Linked DNA regions of Mus musculus: region 2 is linked to region 1. Evidence: chromatin contacts called from ENCODE Hi-C or POLR2A ChIA-PET data. All regions are on one chromosome and are shown on one strand. The core of a region is the stretch at or near the end of the contact, and the rest is flanking DNA. Distances in the headings are between cores, read along the strand shown. Region 1 holds the start of Adh5 (alcohol dehydrogenase 5 (class III), chi polypeptide). Region 2 holds the start of Stpg2 (sperm tail PG rich repeat containing 2).

What was found. A loop is a pair of places that touch in the nucleus more often than their neighbours do. ChIA-PET counts read pairs that join two places held with the same protein, here RNA polymerase II (POLR2A).
Region 2: a map of left cerebral cortex shows a loop between it and region 1 (3-fold over the local background). The contact joins the promoter of Stpg2 here to the promoter of Adh5 in region 1. A Hi-C loop is called at or near these places in 1 of 37 maps with a recorded cell type or tissue (left cerebral cortex). POLR2A ChIA-PET finds 5 or more read pairs at or near these places in 1 of 5 experiments (Patski).

The regions. Positions count from the first base shown.
Region 1 is chr3:138,441,331-138,445,326 of GRCm38, forward strand. It overlaps Adh5 (alcohol dehydrogenase 5 (class III), chi polypeptide), which reads left to right and starts at 1,763. Exons shown (of 9, transcript NM_007410.3): 1 at 1,763-1,863; 2 at 3,960-3,996. The coding sequence starts at 1,852.
Region 2 is chr3:139,203,867-139,207,862 of GRCm38, forward strand. Stpg2 (sperm tail PG rich repeat containing 2) reads left to right here and starts at 2,027. Exons shown (of 14, transcript NM_198659.2): 1 at 2,027-2,141. The coding sequence starts at 2,033.

The DNA of each region.
Region 1 (3,996 bases), core at 513-3,012:
GCACAGGGAAAACTCATGCTGAGTTAAGCCCTGGTCAAGTCATTTTTGAGGGCAAGCCTCCTTAAGAACACACATGTTTACATTGATACTACCTCTAGAGCAGTGGTCCCAGCCTCCCTAATGCTACAACCCTTTATACAGCTCCTCATATTGTGGTGACCCCAACCATAATTATCTCATTGCTACTTCATAACTATCATCTGGTTGTTATGAATCGTAATGAAAATATCTCATGTTCAGGATACCTGATACGTGATCCCTATGAAAGGATCATTCGACCCCCAGAAGGGTCATGACCCACACGTGACAAACACTGCTCTAAAGGAAACAGTAGGAAAATTTTTCTCCCTCCTTCCCTGAAAAATCGTGAAAATAAACTTCTCAAAGTATGAGAATACTCCACTCCACATGACTGCATCCTCCGTCGTTTACAAAAGTCAGACTAAACTACAAAGTGCCTACAGCAATAGGTCAATCACTCTTCAGTTTCTGGCCCTAGTACTGCTTCTTGCAATGATGAATTTCTAGTCTGATGGATTGTGATTCTCTGTATTCCTGTTTCTGTTTCGGGGGGCAGCAGCTCTCCCTGCGTGACTTCACTTCTGTAAGAATTATGAATTCCTCAACTTGTTCAACTTCTTACAGGAGTATAACTTATAATATCCACATGTGGTGGTTTGACTGGAAATGGCTTGTATATTTGAATATTTTAATCACCAGACACTGGAATCATTTAAAAGGATTAGGAGGCACGAATACAAGATTAGTTTTAAGTAAGTTGGGTTTTAAGCACTGAGATACCCTAATACACACTGGCTTGGTACTTCAAGCCTGGAGTTTAGGAACACTACCCTGACTGGAGACAGACTATGGTGATCATCCTATTAATTATATACGTTAAAAGCCAGGGTGTGAGTTAGTGTGAAGTGAGAGAAGGGCTTTGAACAGTACCGTGGAGAATGTCAACCCTTAAAGTGTGTAATCAGGAAATGAGCCATGAAAAAGACAAAATGCGGTGTTTTAGTGGGTACATTTCAACACAAGCAGCATTTGGGATTACATCAGCAAATACAGCAGCCTCTGTCTCCACATAGTTGGTCCACTCTTAAAAGGGGCCCACTCTGCTCCCTCGGTTCCCTTCCTGAAAACTTCTCTCCGTGTCCGATGGTCCCTGAAATCCCAGGACCTGGTCGTAACCTGCTGAAATCCGAGGTCGGGCTGTTGCTAGGATGGGCACCTCTCCCTCTAGTGTTCCTTCAAAGCCCTTGAGGGCCGCAGTGTTGACTCGTCCTGGACCCAGACCCGCAAAACAAGGGGCTGCATTAGCTCGCTAGCGCATGCAACCCGCAAATCAGTAGCTCGCTAGCTAGCGCGTGCAAGCCCGGGAAGAGGGGGGCGGGGGGACCGCGGACAGGGACACACGGAAGGCGTGGCTTGTTCTACACGTGCTTTCCCACACGTGTTACCACACGCTATATTTCTCTCACGTCTAACGTACAAAGACTGCACGAAAATTAGACAAGGAAATACCACAGAGATGCTTTGCAGGGGCTCAGTTGAGCCAGCCTGGAATAAAGCGCTTCACGGCCCCAAAACTACTGCCTCCCCAGCAACGGAGCGCAGTAGCCGAAACTCAGGCTCCGAAACGCGGGCCCCGCCCTTCCGGTATTAGGCCCGCCTCCCAGCCGAGTCCCGCCCTACGCACAGCCACCTCCTCCCGCCCTCACGTACGCCCCGCCTACATCGAAGGCCCGCCTCCCGCGCACAGCCCCTCCCCTCACGCACGGTCCAGCCCTCACCCGGGTTCCGCTACACTCGTGAACCTTAGCGCTCGATCCCGAACTAGCGGCCATGGCGAACCAGGTATGGAGGCGCGCGGTGGGCCGGAGCAGAGGAGGGGAACGCCCGGGTGGCCCGCTGCCGCCCGCCGGGGAAGGCGAGCGCAGCCGCAGCGAGGGCATGGAGGCTTTGTTTCGGCGCCGCGCTTGGAGAGCAGCTCTGCTTTCTGCTCTGCTCCGCCGGAGCCCGGTGGGCTGAGGCCCGCGCCCGTCACGCGGGACGGAAGAACTTGCCCGGGTCGCGCCCGGGTTGCAGGATCAGATTTGGAGCGCGGGCCGTGCTCAAAACTCCCAAGCAAAGTTAGGCCCTTCCTTCGACCTTGGCTTTCTACGTGCAGCACGGTGTACCTGTTTTTTTCAAATCACGTTATTTGACTTTCAAGTCCATCTCCAGTAAACCCAGTGAGTGGCTTGCAACCTTTATTCTGTCAACACATTTCATAAGCGTCAAGTGAACTGATCAAAACCCAGCATTTCTCACTAGGTTTGGTTCCGTGGTTAAGAAGGTCTGTACTGAGTGTAATCGCTCTAGTAGCTCATTGCTTTAGATGCGCGATATAAATTTCATATGGAATTGTAAACTTTACAGAGCCACATAAAATTAATTCTAATGGTATGTTTACCCAACCTGATACTCGCAATATTATTTCCACGTTATAAGTATTTTTAAATTGAGATATTCTTCACTCTTCTAAGCTTTCAAATTTTTACATCATACCTGATTTCAGTTCACACTTGTCCTTTATCTATAGTGTTCAATAGCCACCTGTGGCAAATGGCTAATGCATTAGTTAGCACAGTTATAAGAGATGGTTATAGTATTTTTACCCCCATTTGGATATTTCTTAGGATCCTTTCCACTGGGAAGTATTGCACTAAAGTGATGCTATATAAGCCATCCCAAGGAAAAGATAATTAGGTCGCATAATACTAAGCTTGAATACTAACCTTGAATTACTTGCCAAACCTAGTGAAAGACTCTGGGTGGGATTTTGCTTGGCTTGTCCATTGTTGTGCTAGGACTCAAATCCAAGGCCTTGTGCATTCAAGGCACATGCTCTACCATTGAGCTACACCCCAGCTTGGGACATGTATTCCATAGTCTTCTTTCCTTTTCTTTCTTTCCTCCTCTTCTTCTTCCTTTTCCTCCTCCTCCTCCATCTCTTCCCCACCTCCCACCCTCCTTTAAGATGTGTGTGTGTGTGCCTGTGTGTGTGTATATGCATGCAGGAGCCTGTGGAAGCCAGGGGGTGGCACAGATCCTCTGGAACTAGAATTACAGGTAGCTGTGAGAGTGTAGATGCATAGGACTGAACCTGGAGTTTTCTGCAAGAGCAGTAGGTGGGTGCTCTTAACCACTGAGCCATCTCTTCAGCCCTTTGATTTTATATATATGTATACACAATTTAAATATAAATAATATATATGCACATATTTGTTGTCCTGGTTGATGGTGGTTTAGGGTGGAAGGTTTGAGATGGAATCTCTCCATGTAGCCCTGTCGGTCCTGGAACTTGAAGTGTAGATCTAGCTGGCCTCGAGCTCACTGAGAGCCACTTGCCTCTGCCTCTGAGCGCTGGGACTAAAGGTTTGCCTCACTGTATCTGGCCCTTTAATTTTATGTTATTCACTGTGTGATTTATGTGAGACCTAAAAACAATTCTCCATCTCACTTAGAGGTTATAAGCTTTTCTGTGAATATGCTGTTCAATTTAGTTTTATTTATTTAGCTTTGCGTGTGTCTGAGTTTGTAGCGTGTGTGTGTGTGTGTGTGTGTGTGTGTGTGTGTGTGTTTATGTTTATGCGTGTTCACAGGTGGGTATGTCAAGGTCTCAGGCTGACATCAGGTCTTCAATTGCTCCACCATACATTGAATCAGGGTCTTTCACTTGAACCCAGAGCTCTCCAGGCCAGTTACTCGATCCAGCCAGCTTGATCTGCCTCCAGGTGTTATGCTGGGGAGCTGAACTCTGGGCCTCAGGCCTGCACGGGCAGGAGCTGTACGCCCTGGACCCTCTCCACAGCCTGGCACACTAACATGAGCAGCATCATTATCTTGGTTGCCCGTGAAGTAATTACTAATCTAGGAGAATAAACTTTACTTCTTTTCCCCCACCTCAGGTGATCAGGTGTAAGGCTGCAGTCGCCTGGGAGGCGG
Region 2 (3,996 bases), core at 777-3,276, 760 kb after region 1:
GTTGTTAAAGGAAACATGACTTTTAATGACACAATTTTCCATCCTTTTATCTGTGACTCTTTCTAGTATGTCATTGCACATCCATTCTAGTTCTTCTGAATGGGATCTTGCCAGATATATGAGGCAAAACAAACAAACAAAAAACAAAACAAACAAACAAAAAACCCCCACCAAGAACTCTTATGTTTCCTTTTTTGAGACAGGGATTCTCTGTGTAGTCCTTGCTGTCCTGGAACTCACTTGGTAGACTGGGATGGCCTGGTACTCACAGAGATCTGTTGCCTCTGCCTTCTGGGTGCTAGGATTAAAGGCATGTGTCACCACTTCCCAGCTACTTATGAGTTTTATAAGAATGTAGGAAGCATTAAGGTTAACAAGAAAGTTAAACACTTCATTACAAATAAGTTTCCCAAGTGCTTGTGATATTCTCTTGCCATTCTGTATACCTTGCTTGCCCCTTCTTGGGCTATTCATGACCTACCCAGGGACAGGGGCTTTAGTTTTATTTGTATCCAGGTTAACTTAGAAGAGTAAGAGAACTATATACATTTGCCAATAAGTTCTTTTCAAGTAAGTAATGATCCAGCTGTTTAGTAGAAGACATCAAAAGATTCTTAGGAACCACACACACATACTTTTTGAGTATTCTAACAGAGATGCCACAATTAATTCAGAACTAAGTAGCAAACTAAGAATCACAAAATTTAAATATATTTAAGTTTGTATTGGGGACTGAGGCACTCTAGCTCTTTTGTGGGTAAGGCAGGGCCATGGAAGGATTGCCTAAGCCAGTGGTTCTTTACCTGTGGGTCACAACCCCACTGGCAAACTTCTACCTCCAAAAATACTTACATTGTGCTTCCTAACAGTACCAAAGTTATAAAGTAGCAATGAAAATGATTTTATGGTATGGGGCCACTACAAGTTGAGAAACCGTATTAAAGGGTTGCAGCATTCAGAAGGTTGAGAACCACTGGCCTAAGCCTTTAAGGATGTTTAGAAGCTGTGTGGATTTCTTAATGAAAAAAACCAACCAAACACATAGATGGATTCTGATACTCTCCAGCGCCTGTTGCTGAAGATTCAGTGGATCGATGAGGGTGGCTTGGGCTTTTTCGATGCCTTCACCTTACTTTGTAGACAATGTTGCCATTTATCCGTGTCCAACACCAGAAGCAGTTTTTAGCCCTTGCCCTTGACTTGCTTCAGTAGGCAAGCTTTCCCCTTTTCAGATGTTGCCATTTCTTGTCACCCCCCCACCCCCGCCCCCAACCCTCTGCGTTCCCAGCTTTCCTTTAGAAATCTTGATGGCCTGCAGGTCAGATTCAGTAGTGACTTTATTCAGAGGATGCCTTTTTGACAGGAGTGAAGGGGGACTTTGCTGATCCCAAACCCTGTTTTGGGGTCCCGAGCTTTTCTATTCCACCTGTCCCCGCCTCGCTGCCCCGCCCCCCGGGTCTTTCCAGTCACCCTGATTTACAGGGAAGGCAAATCAAAATCAAATTAATTCGCCTCCTTCTAGTGCGTTTCTAGGGCTTTTCTGCGCAGCGAAGGTATTCTGGGACAGGAAGCAGGTGAGTTGAGGCGGAGCTGAGGTGGAGCTGAGGTGCAGCACCGCCCTGCCTAGCGCAGGGAGCTTCGTCAGACTCTACAAGACATCTCCGAGCTCTGAGCGCTCGACCGGAAATGCTCCGAGGCCGGTGCCGGAAGTGCACCTACAGGCCCGAGTCCTTCCGGCCTCTGCCCTTCCAAGGTTTCCGGGAGGCGGGGAGTGGGCGGAGCCAGAGCCGGAAGTTCAGGCGGCTAAGCCCGGTCTCTGGCGTGACCCGTGAGCGCTGAATTGAACGCTGGCGGGCTGGCGGGCGGGTCCTCTGGCTGCTGTCCTCGCCACTTTACCTCTGTGCCGAGGACCCGAGGGAAAGCTGACGCCGCTGAGCCAGTCAGCACGCAGCTCGCACTCTAGTCCCGCGTGTAGGGACGACGCAGGCCGCCTGTCTAGTTTCCGGTCCCGTGGGCCCCGCCCCTCATCACTATGTATGACCGTGCTCCGCGCTGGCTCGACTGTGCCAACCGCGGCAGCACCGAGGAGCACGTGGGGCCTGGGACCTACCAGGTACCTTTTCCTAAGCAGCAGGCCACAGGTAAGATGCTGATGGCCAGCTTGCGGTGACAGACGGCCCGCCTTCAGCCTGCCCTCAGGTTAAACACAAAGTCAAAAAGGACCACTGTTCAGAAATGTAACACGTCGCAGGTAGAGACGATACTAGAACCAGGATTTTGATTCCTTGGCTCTTGACTGTATGACATAACAAGTTTGTGACTGTATGAAACACAATACTTGCTTTTGCACACACTTTAATCAGATTTATTTACCACGATGTAATTGTTTACATTTCTATTCTGTATTATCACTTACAAATTGGATCCCGTCCCCAATCTCCCCCACTCCCCGGAGTGAAGTTATCTGACCATCCCTGGCTTTATACTGAGACCCTCTTTCTACATTCTGTGAAAAGTTATAGCCTTCAGGGGTGGCCTAGGGACTAATAATTGAAGTAGTTAATTGCTTTTCTTCATTTCTCACCCCCCCCCCCCCCCCCAGTTTGTGAATTAGGTCCAACTTTTAATAAATATTTCTAATTCGGTCTCTGCTTTTAAAGTTCTGGTTTTTGTTTTTGTTTGAGTTTAATACCACCCAAATTCTAGTGGTTTCTTTTGTAAACCTGCATTTTTCAGTAGATATAAAATACCTCCTGCCCCCTTAAAGTTCCAGGAGTGAGTACTCTGTTTACATCCCTGCTCCATTATGGTTAGTTTAAGTTTCTCTGGACATGGTAAAATTCTGTTTGCGTTTCAGATCTCAAATTTTACATCTTTTCAGCATCTGTCCTCAGCATTTTTGGTACCTATGCCAAGTACTGTTGAGATGGTATAAGCATGTATTCCCCAGCATCTTGTGTTTACCAGTGACCATCTGTAATGGGCACACCTATGATGCTTTTGCACACCCATAACTTTTTTTTTTGACCTTTATTTTGGTACAGCTGACCACTTTCTTTGTTGCTTTCTGTCTCATTTTTTTTCCTGCTGTTCAGTACCTGACACATGATTCGGTACTGAAGCAAGGAATCATGTTTTATTTTTCTTTTTTTCCCACTAATCATGCACAGCTAAATTTATAAGATACTTAGCTTTACATCTTGTTCTTGTTGCTTTGCTCATTGTACTCTCTTATTCATATCTGTTACTTCAATCACCATTTATATCCAGCCACTCCCAAGTGAAATTCTTTATAGAGATAGAGGTGGTTTATGTCTCTAAGTTTCCCACAGGCTTAAAGTCTGCGTCGTTGTCAGTCACTTTACAGACATCCTTGCATGGCTGGTCTAAGCTTTAGAACTCTAGCTTACTTTTTTTGCCTGGCCATTTCTCTTGGCCTTTAAGACCATTGGTTAAATGTTCACAATCTCTCAGAAATTCTTCCCCTTTGTTCATAGCTACCCAATTTAATACAATCCAATTTATTTTTTCTCAATTAAATCAGTAGCATGTTGTTTCTGTCTCAGTGTCATAATTTTATCTTTCATTTTGTGTTTAGTAGTATGTTTAAAAAACATACATTATTTGAAAAACAAAAAATATATTTATTTTTGTTAACGGCAGGGTTAAAAAATCTAAACTCATCAATGGTAGTAGAATTCTTTTTTGTTATCACCCCCGGTCTTGTGTTCCATTTAGTCTGATCTTTCCAAACACCTGTACATGCTCCTACACATGACCTACAGTTCAGCCATTCTAACTTGATAATATTCTTAAGATCATTTTTTGTCACTTCTGTTCTTTTGCACCATGTGCCCAGTGTGTTCTATGCTCCTACTCCTCCTGGCTTGCTTCTACTTATTCTTGATATTCAATTGAAATAAAAATCTCTGACTAGTCTTACTTTTCCATCCTTCTGGCTTATGGTAACTTTTTTGGTAGCAGTTTGATTCTAAC